Linked DNA regions of Homo sapiens: all the other regions are linked to region 1. Evidence: chromatin contacts called from ENCODE Hi-C or POLR2A ChIA-PET data. All regions are on one chromosome and are shown on one strand. Each heading gives the region's core, a stretch centred on a gene start or an enhancer-like site at or near the end of the contact. The rest is flanking DNA. Distances are from core to core; before and after follow the strand shown. Region 1 overlaps IL16 (interleukin 16). Region 2 holds the start of POLG (DNA polymerase gamma, catalytic subunit). Region 3 holds the start of AEN (apoptosis enhancing nuclease). Region 4 holds the start of MRPL46 (mitochondrial ribosomal protein L46).

Region 1 (4,820 bases), core at 1,159-3,658:
GGCCCTGTGCTAGATGCTGGGGGGAGAGAGAGAAAGGGATGAGACCAGGTAGTCAGGTCCTGCCTCCAAGGAGCAACTAGTAGTGGCAGGAAATAAACATATAGACTATAAAACATATGACTGTTTGAGTAACACTACAGAAAAGCTCATGAAAGACTTTTGGAGGGCTAAGGGACATTTTGGAAAGATCTAGCACATCTCACCCAGAGCAGAGGCCCTGTGGGTGGAGGCTCCTCTCCCTTAGTCACCCTAATTGAGGAACATTCTAGCAAAAGCAAACGCCTCAGTGTTTAACTGACAGGAGGTTGTCACTCCAATCTGCAAAGGGCTTGCCTGTGGAACCTCTGCCTCCTGATTCTCACAACAGCACCTTACAGCCAAGCCATTCAAAAATGCAGAAACAGGCTGGAGGCCTGGGCTCACTTGCCCAAGGCCAGTCTCTTAGATTGTGCAGAATTTCTCTTTGATATCATCAAGGTGTAATGCTCCATGATTCACTTCTTTTGAAACCTGGCATTGAGACAAGGGACAGGAGGGATCAGAGTTCCTTCAACTGGGTTGCGTTCCAGTAGCAAGCATCCCCCAAGGCACACAGGCCAGCCTCCCTCTGCCCCTGGGAAAGAGAGCCAGGACACCCTCTCCCTTACCCATGCAGATATGATGCTGGTTCAATGCTGGCTTCTGAGAAAGACTCCTATGTGCTCCAGGGCATGCCTGAGGTCCTGGCTGGCACAGAGCAGGTTGCACATTGCAATCCCCTGCTCATCACATTCCCAACACCCAGGCTGCATCCCAGGTATCTTCAGTCAGTACCTAGGGGTGGGCGTCAGTATTTTTCAGGGCCCTCCAGATTCCAGTATGTAGCCAAGGTGGAGAATCCTACTTCACAGATTCCTTTCTACCTGGAACCTTTTCATCAGCTTTTGAGGGAGGGAAAACACTCCTTTGCCGAGAGCAAGCTGATCAATGACCTGTGTATAGGCAGAGCAGCAAACACACGGCTTCAGGGCCAGGCAGGTACATACATGGGAAATGCTGGCTGGGTGAGAGGGAGCGTGAAGAGCTGTGGGAAGCCGAAGTGGCCCCATCAGAAGCTGTGCACAGGCACCTTGTTTTTAATGACACGGGTAGGTCAAAGCACAAACAGCTGCCAACTCATGACCTTTGTCTTAAAAGTTTAAACGGCAGGAGAACTGCTTTGGCTTTTACACATTTAACATGGTATCTTGGAGGCTCCTTAGTGCAGTAGAAAGGACATGAACTTCAAGAGTCAGGAGACACAGGGTCTTGCCTGAGCACTGCCATCAGATGGCCCCTTACCCTTCTTGAAATGTAATATGCCAGAGGTCGGCCCAGATATTCTCTGAGCACCCTTCCAGGCCTAAAACACTAGGATACTGTGAGATTAACTCCTACTTCTGGTCCTTCACTCCTGCCTGTTGGCAGCTCAGTCAGGTAATAGCACCTGGAGTTCACCCACCTGGGTGTCCCCCACTTCTGCTAATCTCCTCCTCTTGAATCCTTCTTGCTGTTCAGCTTGGAAACTAGAATTTAGGAAGAAAAGTCACTGTATGATGTAATGCACAGCTTTGGCCTTGTTTCTGCACTGTAGTGACCCAAACATCCCCGATAAAACACCCACTGCTTAAGAGGCAGGCTCGGATGGACTATAGCTTTGATACCACAGCCGAAGACCCTTGGGTTAGGATTTCTGACTGCATCAAAAACTTATTTAGCCCCATCATGAGTGAGAACCATGGCCACATGCCTCTACAGCCCAATGCCAGCCTGAATGAAGAAGAAGGGACACAGGGCCACCCAGATGGGACCCCACCAAAGCTGGACACCGCCAATGGCACTCCCAAAGTTTACAAGTCAGCAGACAGCAGCACTGTGAAGAAAGGTCCTCCTGTGGCTCCCAAGCCAGCCTGGTTTCGCCAAAGCTTGAAAGGTTTGAGGAATCGTGCTTCAGACCCAAGAGGGCTCCCTGATCCTGCCTTGTCCACCCAGCCAGCACCTGCTTCCAGGGAGCACCTAGGATCACACATCCGGGCCTCCTCCTCCTCCTCCTCCATCAGGCAGAGAATCAGCTCCTTTGAAACCTTTGGCTCCTCTCAACTGCCTGACAAAGGAGCCCAGAGACTGAGCCTCCAGCCCTCCTCTGGGGAGGCAGCAAAACCTCTTGGGAAGCATGAGGAAGGACGGTTTTCTGGACTCTTGGGGCGAGGGGCTGCACCCACTCTTGTGCCCCAGCAGCCTGAGCAAGTACTGTCCTCGGGGTCCCCTGCAGCCTCCGAGGCCAGAGACCCAGGTGTGTCTGAGTCCCCTCCCCCAGGGCGGCAGCCCAATCAGAAAACTCTCCCCCCTGGCCCGGACCCGCTCCTAAGGCTGCTGTCAACACAGGCTGAGGAATCTCAAGGCCCAGTGCTCAAGATGCCTAGCCAGCGAGCACGGAGCTTCCCCCTGACCAGGTCCCAGTCCTGTGAGACGAAGCTACTTGACGAAAAGACCAGCAAACTCTATTCTATCAGCAGCCAAGTGTCATCGGCTGTCATGAAATCCTTGCTGTGCCTTCCATCTTCTATCTCCTGTGCCCAGACTCCCTGCATCCCCAAGGAAGGGGCATCTCCAACATCATCATCCAACGAAGACTCAGCTGCAAATGGTTCTGCTGAAACATCTGCCTTGGACACAGGGTTCTCGCTCAAGTGAGTTTCTACACCCGGTGTTTCTCTTTACCTTTCTCATCTTTTTCTTTCTCATCTTTATTTTTAAAAATAATCCTATATATAATTTAAAAAATTCCCAGATATATTGATTAAAGAATTGTTCTGCCTCTTTCTTTCCATGTGTGTGCAGATGTCTGAGTGTGTGTGTGTCTGTCTGTAGGTATTACACCTCTGCCTTTCACATTAAGGAGGAGTTTTCACAACATCTGGCTTCAGGAGGGCTGGGAGGTAGGAGGTGGGACTGGCTCCCTGGTGAATTGCTCATGAGGGCTGACATACGCCTGTGGAGATTTGGAAGGTTGATGCACATCTGAAATGTCCTGCGGTTACTCAGAAAGACCAGAATGAGGCCAGGAAATTATCCATCAGGAATTCTTACTCTCCAAATGGAATCCACTTGTACTCTGCACGTGGGTTCAACTCCCTCGTCAGGGAGTTAGGATGTCTGGGTCCTAGTCTCAGCTTAGGCACTGATTCTGACTATGAGCAGGTTCTTTCCATGCTCACCCTCAGATTCCTTGTCAGTTGAAATTAGGAGATGGATGAGACCTTCTATGCAGAACCAAGAGGATGTCAGACGTGCCATAGGGTCCCTGCTGTAGGGCTGGGGCTTGGTCTTCCCTCTGATCAAAGTAGCTCTGCATTTATTAGTTTTATTTATTATTCTTACACTGCTGGGAAATATCTGTAGAGTGAAGGTATGCTAGTATCTACTCATAGATTTGTTGCATCAAATAATATGCACATAAGTGCTTGGCACCACACCTGGGACATAGTAATTATACAATCACTGTTACCTCTTTTTAATATTGTTGTTCATACTGTGTGTTGTTTCTCCTTATGAAAGCCTTTCAGAGCTGAGAGAATATACAGAGGGTCTCACGGAAGCCAAGGAAGACGATGATGGGGACCACAGTTCCCTTCAGTCTGGTCAGTCCGTTATCTCCCTGCTGAGCTCAGAAGAATTAAAAAAACTCATCGAGGAGGTGAAGGTTCTGGATGAAGCAACATTAAAGGTAGGTTTCCTTTGTAAGCATCTGCAGTAACCAATGGCTTATTATGGCTGTGTGGCCACCTTAGTTGGGCCAGAGGGGAAGTAGCTTGAGTAGCCTGCTCACATCAGACCCAGGTTGCGTCCTGTGATGGTGGGACACTGTAGCACTTGACCACAGTAAGACCTTCCATTTGAAGAGAGCCTTTTAGCTTGTGAACCACTTTCAGTAGATTGACTTCTTGCATCTTCTTTTGTCATTTTATAAATGAGAAAGGTAAGGCTCAATCAAGGTTACAGAACCTGGGTTTTCTGTCTCCAAGTTCAAGTTCAGTGCTGTTTCCACATTCCATGTGCTGCTGTCCTGGCATGTGTCTGTTGTGGGATGCTGTCCATTGTAAACAATGTGGGTTACAAGAGCTCTCACCTGGAGCTTTCATTATTTCCACTGTGCATGGAGAGGTGGCTGATCCCAGGGCTCACAAGTCCCCCACGCTTCAGTCAAGTCATTCTGAAAGTCTCACTTCCCATATGTTTTCTGAGCATGACCCAAAGGGGTGTGGGGAGGAAGTGGCCAGGCTGAGCTGGGGCCAGCAGTCAAATGAGCTCAGGCTCATGGGTCCTGCACCCTCTAGGTGCTGCCCCAGGCCTCCGTAGGCTTTTGGCACTAGAATGATCCAGGCTAGGATGAGAGGATAAGGAGGTTCTCGTTTTCCATACAAGGAGGCCTCATAGCTGCAATTTCCACATCAAGAGTGTAGGTGAGTCTGATGAGCCCAAGGTGCTGCTGTGCTGAGATTCTTTCGCTGTGGCTTTCACTTGTCACCTGGGACCATCATCCCCCAGGATCTTACTCAGTGCAAATGAAATAACAGAGGCAGAGCGTGTAAAACACAAAGAGCCATCCTGCCTGAGCTGCTCTGGGGAGAGTATTTGCTTTCTAACATGAGAAGAGCCTTCTACAAGGCAAGTAACCTGATACTTGGGTAAAAGTTGAGAGAGTTGGGCTAGTGTTGGGGCTTGGAGGTGAGGGTGCAGTGAGGTACATTCATCCTTCCATGCCTTTGGGTCTTAGGGGCTCCAAGTCTTAGGATCATAGG
Region 2 (4,820 bases), core at 1-2,500, 8.0 Mb after region 1:
CTTGCGGCTGCTGAGGCTGCTGTTGCTGCTGCTGCTGCTGCTGCTGCTGCTGCTGCCGCCGCCGCTGCCCGTCGCTGGGGTCGGACGCGGGGACGGAGCTGGAGACCCAGCGCCCCGGAGCTGGAACCGGCCCTGGCCCGACGGTGGCGCCGGCCACCTTCCTCCAGAGCAGGCGGCTCATGGTTGGTGCAGGGACCCCCACGCTGGGAGTCAGAACACCTGGCTTTGGGCTCCAGCTTGGCTTCTTTTACTGGCTGGAAGACGTGGAGAGAGACACGTCCTGTCTCTGCTCTCCTGTCAGTGAAATGGGTTTGACCATGCCTGCCTTCCACCCCAAATCCTAAAGGAGACAGATGATATAAAGCGTTATTTTACCATATATGTAATAGGTGTATCCATAATCATCATTCCTTGAGCATTTACTGCGTCCCCAACACTGTGCCAGGCGCTTCAGTTGCATTTTCCGTTAAGCCTCAAAACTTGGGAAACGTCAATACCCCTCCTGGGGGAACCGGGGTCCACGCAACTTCGTCAGTGAACCCACGTGGGGAAGCCGAGGGCAGCGAGTAAGAGAGCAGTATCTGGAGTAGGGCGACGCGGTTTTGAACCCCGCTTCTGGCTCTCTCGAGCTGTGTGACCTTGGGCAAAGCTCCTTAGGCCCTGATATCCTATTCTGTAAAATGGGATTACGGATTCTGCCTGTCACACCGGGCTGCTGTCTGGGGGACACAGGGCGCCTATGTCGTGCGGCCCTGCTCTTGGCAAGCGCTCGGCAAATGGTGGCTGCCATTACCGCGACCGGCGCGGGCCTAGCGTCGAGAGGTGCCAGCGCCCGGATTCGAACCCGCAGGGTGGGCCGCCGTCCCCCGGGACCCACACCCACACCCGGACCACGGCCCACCCGGCCGAGAGCGTCCTGCAGGAGGAGTCGGCGGCCACCCCCGTGCGCCCCGCCGCCCGCCTGCGCCCGGCAGAGGCGCCGCGGTGCGCCCTGGGACTAGCCGCCGCCCTGCTCCGGGCCTCGCTCCCTGACTGGAGAGGGAGGGGCCGCGCCGTCGCTCAGCGACCCGGCCTCCCCGCCGCCGACCCCGCCGGAAACCTCGGTCCTCACGGTGCTTCCCGGTCTGCTGCTCCCCCGACCCCAGGCCCACGGCACGGCGTCCCCCTTCGCGCGGCCTACGCAGCCTCGGGGTAGCGTGTGGCCTCCACCCGGCCGGTCCGCTTCGCTGGCAGCCGCAACTTCCCGTCTGCACCCAGCTAGGTCCCGCGGCTACCCGAGAGGCAAGCGGGAGACTCCCAGCGCGACCAATAGGAGGGCCGCCAATGGAGCGGTCCGCCCGCGGGGGGAGAAGGGGGACTTCTGGGTGGGCTCTCCCTGCGGAACGCGCGAACCAAAGGCCAACCTCCCCTTCTCAAGGAGCAGGTGGATTGGTCCCGAGCTAGCTGGTGGGCGGAGGTGACGTTTTTATAAGTTGCTCAAGAGACGGTAACAACCGACGGGCCGCGTGGCCTAATGGATAAGGCGTCTGACTTCGGATCAGAAGATTGCAGGTTCGAGTCCTGCCGCGGTCGAAGGGAGGTTATGATTAACTTTTAGTTTATTCCTCCCTCAGGAACGAAGTATTGGGACAATGTGAACGTAGTCGCCGCCGATTCCCACCGCACTTCAAAGATGTGGGAACGCCAAGATCCGCGGAAGTAACCACGCCCAGCAAGTCCCTGCGAGATTGCCCGCCTACGTGTCTCAGCGGAGGCACATTTCTAAAATGTACCAGGTCTCTCGCACCCCGACGCAGGTGGAGGAAAGTGGAGAGGGAGGGGCATCCTGTACAGAAATCTCAATTTATACTCAATTGATGGTTGGCAAGAGTTGGGGCTCGCAGCCAAAGCGAGGCTCCCTCCCTCGCCCATCCGGTGCTGCCTCCTCGTCCAGAGCAATTCTGAGGGGTAAAAATGTTGCCTTCCGTTGAACCTGAATTTGCCCGCAGATGCTAGCCTCCGGCCCACAGCGCGGCTGGAGCTTGTCCCCTTCCCCAGCTGTTTCCAGTCTCCGCATCCGTCTTGTGTTGCTCCAGGTGCTTCAACAGCTCTCAGCGCTCGGTGGTTGGTGAACTGTGGTAAAGTGCACGCAGAATAAGGTCTACGTGATTAAGCACCGCCTGGGGGTTGGGGTCTGGAGGCCCAGCTGCACAGATGAAAGGGAGGCTCAGAGACGTTTGGGACCAACCGAGATCACACAGCTGATTAGGAATAAAATTCAGGTCAAGCTGAAAGTCGGCCGCCACCGTCCAGCGTGGATCCCAGGACACCGTGAACGGACTACAGAAGTTGACTTTCGCGTTTTTAAGGAGTGGGGTGCAGGGAAACAATCCTCCGCCGGCCCTGCGGGCTGATGCCGACCCTCACCTGCTCCCGCCACGTGGAGAGGTAGAGAGAAGCCCCGGGCCAAGCAGCATTGAGCCCTGGTCCCTTCTATTTAAATATGAAATATTTTGCATACACTTTTCTAGATGTACTTAATATACACAATGTTTTAATGTTTGTGATTTTTTTGTTTTGCCAAAAAAATACAATCAATCAGAAATTCATCTGTTTTTTTTTTTTTTTTCACATAACTGTTGACTTTTACAAAATACTGGAAGGAGAGGCTCTCAGCTTAAATCAGGGAGTCCCTGAATGGGGAAAACATTTTCATCTTGTTTCTTCTAACCGCCTACTGATACTTGGCATTTCCTCCAATTATGAGCATAGGCTGTCAGCCACAGTGGTATTAACAGTGCCTGTGACTTTGTCCCCTCCAGCAACCACAGATATTTTCATAACGCATTACAAGTGCTGCACATTTTTCAAAATTTGTTTGCACTTATCTGTACTTCAAAATAACAGGGGTTACTAGACTGCCACTAGATCCTGTTAGTTAATAAGTTTACCTATTTGTCCTAATATTTGAATACCTTTGGTGTCCTTTGTAATCCTTCATGTTTTATGTGCTTAAAAACACTATTCTTCCATATAACCAAAAACTGCCTGTACCCCTATTGAAATAAAAATTAATAAAACATATTTCACAGAAAAAAATTAAAAACAGAAACACTACTCTAGGCCAGGTTCAGTGGCTCACGCCTGTAATCCCAGCACTTTGGGAGGCTGAGGTGGATGGATTGCCTGAGCTCAGGAGTTGAAGACCAGTCTGGCCAACATGGCGAAACCCCATCTCTACCAAAAAAATACAAAACTTAGCCCGGCATGGTGGTGCACGCCTGTAATCCCAGCTACTTGGGAGGTTGAGGGAGGAGAACCTCTTGAACCCGGGGGGCAGAGTCTGCAGTGAGCCGAGATTGCACCATGGCACTCCAGTCTGGGCAGCAGAGTGAGACTCCATCTCCCCACTCCCCACCAAAACAACAACAACAACAAAAAAAAGAAAAAAAAGAAAGAAAGAAACACACTATTCTAAGAAGGTGTCTATGACACAAAAAAGCTAAGAACCCCTGGCCCAACTGTCCACAGGGGCTGCTGTTGCTGGGCCTGATTGGCCTCTCCTGAGATTCAGTCTCAGGAGATGTCCATCAAGATGCCTGCTCCTCCCATAGACTACTTGAGACTAGCCTAGTGCCCTGGTCCTGGAATTAGAATCTTCAACAAGGACAAAAACGGTTGATACTGATTCCTGCTGAGGGAGGGTACCTGGAGGCCTGCACCCTTCCTGCCAGGCTACACCCTGTTTCCAGGCCTTTCTGAACCCAGCTCCTCCACTTCCCCTGCCTCCTTTTCTAGGAACTCCCCCACGTCCTTCTAGAAAAGTCTGTCCTTGATAGTGGTTCCTGAGAAACAGTTACATTTTCCCACAATTCCCTGGACCTCTCCCCCCACAGAGCAAGAGGCAAAGTTCATTAGGACCCCTGTCCTCATCAAAACACTCCGTACTTTTTTTCTTCTTCTTCTTCTGAGACAGAGTCTTGCTCTGTGCCCAGGCTGGAGTGCAGAGGCGTGATCTCAGCTCACTGCAGCCTCCACCTCCCAGGTTCAAGCGATTCTCGTGCCTCAGCCTCCGGAGTAGCTGGGATTACAGGTGTGTGCCACCATGTGGATCTAATTTTTGTATTTTTAGTAGAGACTGGTTTCACCATGTTGGCCAGGCTGGTCTGGAACTCCTGGCCTCAAGTGATCCACCCGCCTTGGCCTCCCAGAGTTCTGGGATTACAGGCTTGAGTCACTGCGCTGGGCCAGAACACCCTGTACTTTCAAAGCATGTACCTCAGTTGTAACTAATGATGATTTTTTAAAAATCTCCCCCTTCCACTGCTGTAAATGCCCATAGGGACTGACCTTGTGTCTTATTTTGAGCTCAATTCCAGGACCTGCCTGGAGCTTGGTAATAACCGGCACTTGCTAGCTGCCAGGTGCTGTTCTAAGGGCTCACATATGTCACTTAAGTGAATCCTCACATCGACCCTTGGATAGAGGTACCGTTATCCCCTTTCACCCATGAGGAAACTAAGGCACAGAGAGGCGAAGCAGCTTGCCTAAAGCCCTATAGCTGGTCATTGGTAGAGCTGGGATTTGAATTCATGGAAACCAGGATCTCAGCAACTGCACTACACGGCAAATACTGGCTTTATGATGCTAGCAGAGGATCCCTACTGCACAACTGTGTGCCAGGCGCTGCACGTGCACACTGATGTGGCCTCCTACATCACTGCTGCTGACTAAGTAAGGGGCCCTCAGGTGACAGCCTGCTCCTCCAGAGTCCCTCTCGTGTGCTTACTTCCTGGTGACTTTCATGGTCTTCTCTCAGGTTTGCCAAGCCCAACTCCAGC
Region 3 (4,820 bases), core at 1,415-3,914, 7.3 Mb after region 1:
GTTGTAAGCCTGATAAACATTGTTTACATTAAAACCATAGAGAAATGGGAAGGGTTTTAGTCTGGCAATTCTCCCACTTCTTTTAAATTCCTGATAATTATCTATACTCATGTATTTATTTATTTATTCATTTATTTGTTTACTGGAGACAGGGTCTGTCTGGCTCTGTCACCCAGGCTGGAGTGCAGTGGCTCAATCATAGCTCACTGTAACCTCTAACTCCTGGACTCAAGGGATCCTCCCACTTCAGCCTCCCCAGTAGTTGGGACTGTAGGCACACACCTCCACATTTATTTATTTTTGTGAAGACAGGATCTTGCTATGTTGCCCATGCTGGTCTCAAACTCCTGGCCTCAAGCAGTCCTCCAGCCTTGGTCTCAAGAAAATGTTTTTAATGACCTAACAACATGATTAGATCCTCCTTGGATCTTGGTGAAAGCAAAGAATGAGAAACCACCTGACTTGTAGAAGGATTTCTTGCCCCGTCCTCAACAATAATTAATACATTATTTAGAATTGCCCTATTGTTTCTCCTGGAGACTTTTATTTCCCAAGGTAATGCAGCAGAGCAAGATTTAGAACAGGTGCAGTGTGAATTGCCTTTGAAAAGTGGGAGACAGCTGGTTACACATGAGGAGAGGGAAGCTGAACCCCAAAGACCCCAGGCATATTCTGAGGCCCAGCACCATGGAAGCAGAGGATCTGGATATTGACTCTCTTAAAACTCTCCTTGGTTGGGTGTGGTGGCTCACGCCTGTAATCCCAGCACTTTGAGAGGCCAAGGTGGGTGGATCACGAGGTCGGGAGTTCGAGACCAGCCTGACCAACATGGTGAAACCCCATCTCTACTAAAAATACAAAAATTAGCTGGGCATGGTGGCACGTGCCTGTAATCCCAGCTGTTCCTGAGGCTGAGGCAGGAAAATTACTTGAACCCGGGAGGCACATGTTGCAGTGAGCCGAGATTGTGCCACTGCATTCCAGCCTGGGTGACAGAGTGAGACTCCATCTCAAAAACAAAAACAAACAAAACAAAAAAAACTCTCCTTGCCCCAGATTTACCTCCCACAGTCCCCATGCCTGAAGACCGCTGTCCTATAACCCCTTCCCCTCTGCTCTCTGATCAACGCTGCCTCCTAAGTAGCATTTGAATCTGTCATTTCAAATGCTACTTAGGTGGGGAGCTCTTTATCCTCCACACCACTCTGGACATCATGATCTTCCAAATTTCCACAAACACTCCCCCACTCCTTTCTCCAGTCCTCATCCATTCCTCTCTATGCTGCAGCCAGAACAAGTTTTTTCAAATGCAGATTCACTGGTAAACTATCTATGGCTTAAATCCCTCTGCCTCCCCAAAGCCTTCAGGGGCCTGGGTAAAAGGATTGATCTCTCTTGTGACCTCATCCCTTGTCCTGCTTCCCTCAAATTTGTACTCCCATCAGAAAGAGCTCCTAGCTTATTTCTCATCACAGGTACGTTTCCAAATCACTTCTGCTTGCAAAATGTGAACTAAGAGAAGTCAGACTGCTTAGGTAAGGATCTTTGGATTCTAGGTGTTTCTCCTTAATTTAAGTGTCAATTTCCTTAACTGTAAAACTGAAATAATAGTAAGGTCATTGTACAAATTAACTGAGTATTTTGCCTGGCACATCATTCGTGCTCACATAATACGTGTGAACTGTTTATTATTGTTCTTGTTATTACTCATGTTACACTGAATTTTCTTTCTTTCTTTCTTTCTTTTTTTTTGAGACGGAGTTTTGCTCTTGGTGCCCAGGCTGGATGGAGTGCAATGGCGCGATCTCGGCTCACTGCAACCTCCGCCTTCTGGGCTCAAGCGATTCTCCTGCCTCAGCCTCCCGAGTAGCTGGGATTACAGGCTCCCGTCAACGCCCGGCTAATTTTTGTATTTTTGGAGAGATGGGGTTTCATGTTGGTCAGGCTGGTCTCAAACTCCTGACTTCAGGTGATCACCTGCCTCGGCCTCCCAAAGTGCTGGGATTACAGTCGTGAGCCACCGCGCCCCGGCCTCATGTTGCACTGAATTTTCTGTTAACCTTGCTGTTTCCCTGCTGTTAGATAAACAACTCAGGATGCTTATGTGTTTATTGTGTGCATCCCACTGCCAAGCCCACGTAGGAACTTAATACTTAGGAGTCAAGTGTTGCAAAAGAATAAATGAAAAAGCAGCGCTGACGGAGGAAACCTGACTTTCAAAGTCTCTCTTTAGTGCCTACTGTGTATATTATTTCCTTGAATCCCAGAACACCCGAGGAGGTAAGGGCCGATGTTCCCAATCTGCAGATGTGGGTGTACTCAGTAAGTCATTCGGCCTTTGGTGGTACCAGGCTTACAGGAGCCCACATCCCGACCCAGGTAGAGGAGTGGATTGGAGCCGGGGAACACTGATGGGACCGGGCAGGGACGACAGGAGGTCAGTCTCCCTTCCCTTCTCTTTAAAATTTCCCGCCAGTATGGCCGGCTCGCAGCACGAGTTACGCCCTCTTCAGGAGTCCCTCCCCTTCTGCTCTCGCCCGCCTCCCCGCTGCCAGGCAGGCTCGACCAATCAGAAGAGGTCTTGGGCGGGCGCTGCCGTCCAGCGAGCCAATAGGCGGGCAGTCGGAGCCGGGCTTGCCCGGGCATGTGGGAGCTGCCGGCTTTCCGGACGCCACGTGCAGACCGGAAGAGACACGCGGGGCTTCAGGTGAGATCCAGGACCCTGCACCGGGGCGGCGGGGTCGGGCGGGCTGAGGCCGCGTGTCCCGGGTCGCAGGTCCCCGCGCGTTGTTTCCGCCCCGGCCTGCGGCGGGGACGCCTGAACTGGGCTGACCCTGCCCTACCGGCCCGCAGAAAAGCAGGCCGGGCGCCGCCTGTCTCCAGCCCTCGCTCTGCTCGGGGGTCCAGGGCCAGAGGGGGCGGCGCTGGTCGTTGGGACTCGGCCCAGCTGCCGCGGCCAGCAAGTGACCAACGCCCGAGTCCTTCCCGGTGAGATCAGGCCTCCCACGCGTCACGCCTGGGAGAACGCCAGCCGGCGGGGAGGTCGTGCCAGGATAGCAGACTTTAGTTGTTGTCGTTGTTCCGTGGACTTTTTAGCAGCACAGGGGACCTTATCGAGCCAGGTTTTTTCAGGTTTGGGCGATTATCAGAATTGTGGCTTGAGGGTAGGGGTCGTCCGCGCTCTTTTTAAAAATCTAGATTCTCAGGCCCCTTTCCCCAAAATAGCAATTAGGACGGTGTGGGAGTGGGCCTGAAAATCAGCCTTTCATCAGATGTCATATGGTAATTAACTACATTTGGGAAGCCCTTATCTAATTCACAGCCCTCGGTTGATGGTGAAGAGACGTGACTTGCCCCAGATCATCTAGCTACTTAGTGCCAGAGGAGGGTCTAGAACTGCCCTCTGCCCTCTTGATCAGCCAGCAGGTTGGTGGCTCTCATGCCACCGAGGATTCTGACTTCTTGGTTCCTTTGGGGCCTTTGCTCCATTGACTCTGCAGCTGGGACCCTTTCTTTAGGCCAGACCCCCTCCCTGCCTGAAGGCCGGGTGTCTGACCCCCAGAGCGCTGGGTCCAGGCTAGAGAAAGGCTTGTGTTTGTCCTTGTTGAAAGGGTTGTTTTATCTGAGCGGAACTTCTCTCCAGCTTCACTGAGCTACATTTGGGTCCCCAAAGAGGTGTGTCCTTGATGACTGTTGGTTTTGACGTGTCAGCATGTAGCAGGAGGAGCCGCGGACAAAACCCCACAGAGGTAGTGAAGGAATTGGCTTTTAATCAGCTGGAAGCATCGGCAGACTAGCATCTCAAAATCCGAGCTTGTTGAGTGCACAGTTTCTGTCCCTTTTAAGGACTCACAACACTAAAGATTTTACAAGAAAGGGCCATGATTGATTGAGCAATCTAGGGGGTATGTGACAGGGACTGCATGCACCGGTAGTCAGAGTGAAACAGAACAGAACAGAACAAGAGATTTCACAGTGTCCTTCTATACAATGTCTGAAATCTATGGATAACATCGGTTGCTAGGTCATGGGTTTAATTTTAACTATCAGGCTAAGGTCAGGCAGGCCCAGGCCTGGTTTTGGGTCTGGTTTTGGGTCTGGTGCGTGGCGCCGGGCTGCCTGCCTTTGGTTTTGCTTCCTTGTTTCTTCTTAAAACAGGTACTGAGTATAAAATAATACAGAACAATATGAGGGGGAGGTCTCTTTCTCTCTTCTCTTAAGCAAGGTCAGGGTGTTTGGAAAAGGACTACTTTCCTCTCTTGAAATAGGAGGCTACAGAGACCTTTTCTCAGATAACTTAATTTCTGGCTTCTTTAAAACCTTGCCAGTAGGATCAGGAAAGCCACCCACCCTACTCCTAGCCTCAGCCCCTCACAGAGAAAGGAGGGGACTATCCGCCAGCCCCCTTTCCCAAATTAGTTATTAGCAGGGTGGGCATTGGGCTTCTTAGGCTTTTTTCTCCCATTGCTGGGCTGAGGCAGATTAAGGTTCTGAATTTGTCAGTTCTAAGATGTGACTGTCAATATGAGGAAGTTGGTTACAGTTAAGACCTTTTTAAAAGAGAGACCTTTTCTCCTGGAAAGGATGGGATGAGCAAGCAGGGTGGATGAGTCAGGATGGGTCAGGTCTGGATGAGTCAAGTCAGGATGCGGTGCCCTGCCCTAGAGTGTGGGGATTCTTTATGCAAATGCTGGCATCATCAAACCTGGCATTTCACCTCACCTCCCATCCCCTTCCCATTTCTCTTAATCTCTGCTGCTACTGCTCAGGTTTTCATCTTCTCCAGACCTCTTTCTACACCCTTCTGAAGAGGACCTGCC
Region 4 (4,820 bases), core at 748-3,247, 7.2 Mb after region 1:
TTCCAATACCCTTACCTCTCACCCGAAAATAAGACAGACTTTTTAAGTCGTATTATGGTAGATGTGAGCAACAAAGAAAAGAATATGAAATTATTTGTTACTTAAAACACAAAGCAGGGGCCAAGCAACTGTCTTTTATTTGGGAATCCAAATACCCCTTTTCCCTTCCTTCTGGCTGGCCTAAAAGGATCACAACCTGTTATGCGAGCTCCAAGTTTGAACTGTAGAAATTTCTGCTCCCACATATCTTCCAAATCTTGCGCCAGCAATATATCCTGTTCATCTTCTTCATCATGAAGGTCAGCTTTCTTCTTTGCCAGTCGCTGGTTTTCATCCAGAGCACGAAGCTCGTGGTCTGAATACAGGCTTCTCTCTATCTCAATCTGGGAAAATTCAAAGGGCAAAAAACTACCTTAATCTGGCAAAATTAAAAGGAAAAAAAAAACAGGAAGAATAAAACAGAGACATGGCACACTTGGCAAGCTCAGAAGTTTATCACCCAACATAACCAGATACACAGTCAAAACACCATGCAGAAAGGAAATGGAGGGAAAAAAAGGTCCTCTGAACTTTGGGCTTGAGTTACATTTGCCAAAAATGTTACAATGTCACTGGGGGTCAAGAGTGCTACAAAAACAGAGAGCTGGGTTGGGCAATGCCTGCTGACTCACCACAATCCAGTCATGTCAGTCTTTGATCAGAATCTCACTCACCAAGGACTTTCCTGTTCAGGGACTTTCAAGAGGTTGTTCCTTCTTCCTAGAATGTTTTTCCTCACATTCTTTCTTCTGGGAGAGTCCTACTCATCTTTCTGATTTCAATTTAAATATGACTGTCTCAGAGAGACATTTCTCATAAAGAGAAAAACCTGTATTCAGAAAGTCTGAGGCATTCCTTGACACTCACCATAAAATCAAAATGTGATGTATTTGTTAAACACTCTTATAGTGCCTTGTGTTTTCCTTAACAACACTTATCAGGGTCTGCATTTAGTTGTATGATTATTTGGTTACTGACTGATCCCCTCACTCAACTAGACTGAAGTACTCTGAGAACCAGAGCTACTTCTGCCTTATTCATTACAGCATCTCTATCACTTAACATACTCTCTGATGCATAGTATGGGCACAATGAACATCTGTAGGTTGAGTAACAAATATTTGTCAAGCGAGCGAGTAAATGAATAAATCAAGCAAAAAGCACAGAAGAGAAGTTTATAGTTCTCAACAGACCAAGACAAAAACATCTCGGATTCTGAGGAAACATATCACCCTTCAAACACTTTCTGTAGCGACCTCACACCTTCACAGCCACTACACTGTTTTTGCCCATGCTTCCTCACTTGCCCCTCACACAGATAGCCCCATGAGATAAAACAGAGTAGGCTTATCATAGGCATCTGACAGATGTGCCCACCGCCTCTTGTATTTCCTTCTTAACATTCATCACATCACAAAGACTTTCTCCCTCCAGACTTGTAAGCTCCTAGTGACACGGACCGATTCTTGTTCACCACAGGATCCCTATTGTGTTGCATGAACAAGAAGTAGAGTATCTCCAAAGAGTTGTCTAAGGTGACAATAAACACGGCCAATGAAAAGAAACCACTTTTTGTTGAACATCTATGTACCAAACCAAGTCAGTAAGGTAGGTACCATTCTGCGGATAAGTACCGTATACTTAAGTTCAGAGAGGTGAAATTACTCGCTCAAAGTCACGCAGAATAAACGTCACTCTGAACCCTGCATCTCAGTCCCACCTGCTGCAGTAGAGACGCCATCTCTTCCTGCAATGGGGTCAACGGCTTGGAGACTACAGGTGGCCGCTGCAGGCACAACGCGCCCAACAAGCGCCATGGGGATCCGTTGCTTGAGGGTGCGGCTGCAAGAGCCAGGCTGCGAGAGCTTAGACTGCCGGCCCAGAGCCTCTCGAACCGCCGCCAACCCCCCGCCACCCCTAACAGCGTCCGCCTTACGGGCGCCGCCATCTTTCGTTCTCCCACAATGCACCGCGGCTCCCAGGGATCCCTCAGCCGCGGGAGCGGCAAACTAGGGGAAAGCTCAGTCCCGGAACTGCTAGAACGAACCATTCGCATATGGAGGGGGTGACCCACCATCTCAGAACATTAAAAAAGGGAAAGAATCCCCTGGTGAACTACAGTGAAAGTCTTATTGAGCATTTAAATGGAAATAAAAATATTCAGTGGACCTAATGAAGAGTAGATGACTTTCCCTTCTGTCCCCTCCCCGACAGGCACTCATGGTACCGGCGCCGGCGCAGCTGTGACTGTCGCTGCAGACGGAAACTGACTGGGGTCAATTCAAGTCATGCAGGCTGTGAGAAACGCGGGGTCGCGGTTCCTGCGGTCCTGGACTTGGCCCCAGACAGCCGGGTAACAAATGACTGCCCCCTCGAGCCCACCGCCACCTCCAGGACTATGCTCCTACTCGTGTCCCTTGAGCCACCCGGGCCCCAGTGACCGTTAGGCCGTGGCCCTCACCGAGCTTTTCTTCCCAGCAGGGTCGTGGCCAGAACGCCGGCCGGGACCATCTGCACAGGCGCTCGACAGCTCCAAGACGCTGCGGCCAAGCAGAAAGTTGAACAGAACGCGGCTCCCAGCCACACCAAGTTCAGGTGAGCCCCACTTGGACCAGCCCTCTGGAGACCCGCAACCCCTGACTCTTGCCCGACACCCTCCAGAGTCAGAACCAGTGAATTTTCAGCTATGTCACTTGCTATCCGTGGGACCTTATGCAAATAAATCTGAGCCTCAGCCTTCTCATCTAAAAATGCGGATAATGCTGAGAGAGGTTGTGAGAATCAGATGAGCCGTGGTACAGAGTAAATGTTCAGTGAACATTCGTTAAATCAATGAGTGAATGTGAGATATCCATAACATGTATCAGCGTTCTTTTCTTCTGAGATGGAGATCTTTTCAGACCAATAACCTTCCCTGCCTCCAAAACAAAATGGGGAGGTAGAGGGCGCTAGCGATGGAACAGATGTTCCTGCACGTCTTACGGATGGTCCAGGGTGGGTTTTGTGCTCAGCCCTAGGAACTGGCATCTTGCTTCCCACCAGTGCCACCACCTCTGTATGCTGTATACACATCCACTTAACTTCACATCCATTTAACAAACATTTACCAAGAATCTACTATGAGTGAGACACCATGCTAGGTGCCGTGAATACAGATACAAAAGATCATTCCTCCCCACAAGTAGTTCACAGTCTTTGAGGGAAGACAAACATGCAAACATTTTAACCATAATCTGCTCAATAATATAATGGAGGTAAGCATTGGTTGGAAGTATGAAATCATAAGTGTCTAACTCCTGGCCGGGTGCAGTAGCTCATGCCTTTAATCCCAGCACTTTAGGCGGCCAAGGTGGGCGAATTACTTGAGGTCAGGAGATCGAGACCAGCCTGGCCAACATGGCGAAACCCCGTCTCCACTAAAAGCACAAAAACTAGCCAGGCGTGATGTCTGGCACCTGTAATCCCAGCCACTCAGGAGGCTGAAGTAGAAGAATCGCATGAACCCAGGGAGCGGAGGTTGCAGTGAGCCAAGATCACGCCACTGTACTCCAGCCTGGGTGACAGATTGAGACTCTGTCTCAAAGAAAAAAAAAAAAAAAAAGAATAAGTGTCTCATTCCTGAGGAAATCAGGCAAGACCATGGAGAAAAGAACATGGAGCTCAGAAGTGAATGGGAGTTCATCTGGACAAGTTGAAGTGGGTCATTGGAGACAAAGGTAACCATCTGTGTAAAGGCATGTGGTATGAAAAAACATGGTGTGTTCAGGTGTGTATGTGATGGCAGATGAGGCCAACAAGACAAGAAGGCATCAGAATGCCAGGGGTCTTGTCTGTCACACTGGAGCTTTTACGCTGTCCCCACTGAAGGCAGTGAGGAGCTGCTGAAAGCATCTAAACCAAGATTCTGTTGTAGTCATTTCTTCAACAATGCCAGGCACTGTTCAGAGTGTTGGGGATATATCCCTGACCAAACAGACAAAAAGCCCTGCCCTCATAGAACTTAAATTCCAGTGGGTAGAAGACAGTAAATAGAAAACAAGTAAAATGTAGGAGTATAACGGTTGGAAAGGGGAAGTGGGGGTCAAGCAGGCCTGCATAGCCACATTCTGTAGGACTTTGTAGGCCGTTGTGAGGACTTCAGCTTTTACTGTGAATGAAATGGGAGGCCAATGGAAATTGCTGAATAAAGGGTTGACATGATCTTGCTGACAAGATCTTGTAAGCTCTTTGGCTGCTGTGTTGATATTAAACCATTGGAGAGCAAGAATGGAAGCTGGGAAAAGTCCTCTAAGCAGTTAGAAGACTATTGAAATAATCCAGACAAGAAACAATGGTGGCTTGGACCATGGTTATTGCCATGGAGGTATTATGAATGGTCTGACATATTTTGAAGGTAGAACAAGCAGGATTTGTTAATATACAGTGTGAGAAAAAGGAGCGAAGGAAGACCCCAAATTTTGTTGGCCTAAACAACTGGAAAGACGGAGTTGTCATTGATTAAGATGGGGAAGACTGCAGGAGTTTGGATGGGAGTTGTTAAGGTTGAGATTCTTAATAAACATTCAAGTGGAGACACAATGTAGACCATTAGAAATGGAGCTCAAGGGCCGGGCGCGGTGGCTCACACCTGTAATCCCAGCACTTTGGGAGGCCGAGGCAGGCGGATCACCGGGTCAGGCATTTTAGACCAACCTGACCAACATGGTGAAACCCCGTCTCTACTAAAAATACAAAAATTAGCCAGGTGTGGTGGCGTGGGTCTATAATCCCAGCTACCCAGG

The links. Hi-C counts contacts between places; a loop is a spot of excess contacts on that map. ChIA-PET counts read pairs that join two places held with the same protein, here RNA polymerase II (POLR2A). Pooled maps may share reads with other maps.
Region 2: a loop to region 1 is called in a pooled map, with 4 times the contacts of the local background. The contact joins the promoter of POLG here to the enhancer-like site in region 1. A Hi-C loop is called at or near these places in 1 of 168 maps with a recorded cell type or tissue (CD8-positive, alpha-beta T cell) and 4 of 50 pooled maps.
Region 3: a map of naive thymus-derived CD4-positive, alpha-beta T cell shows a loop between it and region 1 (10-fold over the local background). The contact joins the promoter of AEN here to the enhancer-like site in region 1. A Hi-C loop is called at or near these places in 5 of 168 maps with a recorded cell type or tissue (B cell, CD8-positive, alpha-beta T cell, OCI-LY7 and 1 more), 5 of 37 single-sample maps with no recorded cell type and 13 of 50 pooled maps. POLR2A ChIA-PET finds 5 or more read pairs at or near these places in 1 of 52 experiments (activated CD4-positive, alpha-beta T cell).
Region 4: a loop to region 1 is called in a map with no recorded cell type, with 6 times the contacts of the local background. The contact joins the promoter of MRPL46 here to the enhancer-like site in region 1. A Hi-C loop is called at or near these places in 2 of 37 single-sample maps with no recorded cell type and 3 of 50 pooled maps.

The regions. Positions count from the first base shown.
Region 1 is chr15:81,297,768-81,302,587 of GRCh38, forward strand. It overlaps IL16 (interleukin 16), which reads left to right. Exons shown (of 19, transcript NM_172217.5): 14 at 1,613-2,708; 15 at 3,577-3,745. Among named protein-coding and RNA genes, the nearest start is that of STARD5, 24 kb to the right of the region's middle. RefSeq lists enhancers at 701-750, 924-973, 4,039-4,128. Within about 2 kb of position 2,409, at least 7 of the 41 ENCODE cell types and tissues checked have a DNase peak (open chromatin) inside an H3K27ac peak, as active enhancers do; they include B cell, CD8-positive, alpha-beta T cell and OCI-LY7, where a contact is called at or near this core.
Region 2 is chr15:89,333,574-89,338,393 of GRCh38, forward strand. It overlaps POLG (DNA polymerase gamma, catalytic subunit), which reads right to left and starts at 1,251. Exons shown (of 23, transcript NM_002693.3): 1 at 1,100-1,251; 2 at 1-340. The coding sequence starts at 181. POLGARF (POLG alternative reading frame) reads right to left here and starts at 236. Exons shown (of 2, transcript NM_001430120.1): 1 at 1-236. The coding sequence starts at 236. It overlaps POLG-DT (POLG divergent transcript), which reads left to right and starts at 914. Exons shown (of 2, transcript NR_186332.1): 1 at 914-1,281; 2 at 1,614-2,588. TRR-TCG1-1 (tRNA-Arg (anticodon TCG) 1-1) reads left to right here and starts at 1,500; the gene lies at 1,500-1,572. RefSeq lists enhancers at 519-1,020, 1,890-1,989, 2,000-2,069, 2,410-2,459 and silencers at 710-1,309, 3,267-3,436.
Region 3 is chr15:88,618,676-88,623,495 of GRCh38, forward strand. It overlaps AEN (apoptosis enhancing nuclease), which reads left to right and starts at 2,665. Exons shown (of 4, transcript NM_022767.4): 1 at 2,665-2,707. RefSeq lists enhancers at 1,873-2,546, 2,547-3,220, 2,550-2,709, 4,196-4,820 and a silencer at 2,730-2,919.
Region 4 is chr15:88,465,391-88,470,210 of GRCh38, forward strand. It overlaps MRPL46 (mitochondrial ribosomal protein L46), which reads right to left and starts at 1,998. Exons shown (of 4, transcript NM_022163.4): 1 at 1,760-1,998; 2 at 197-383. The coding sequence starts at 1,987. It overlaps MRPS11 (mitochondrial ribosomal protein S11), which reads left to right and starts at 2,318. Exons shown (of 6, transcript NM_022839.5): 1 at 2,318-2,392; 2 at 2,518-2,634. The coding sequence starts at 2,328. RefSeq lists enhancers at 333-1,532, 1,999-2,168.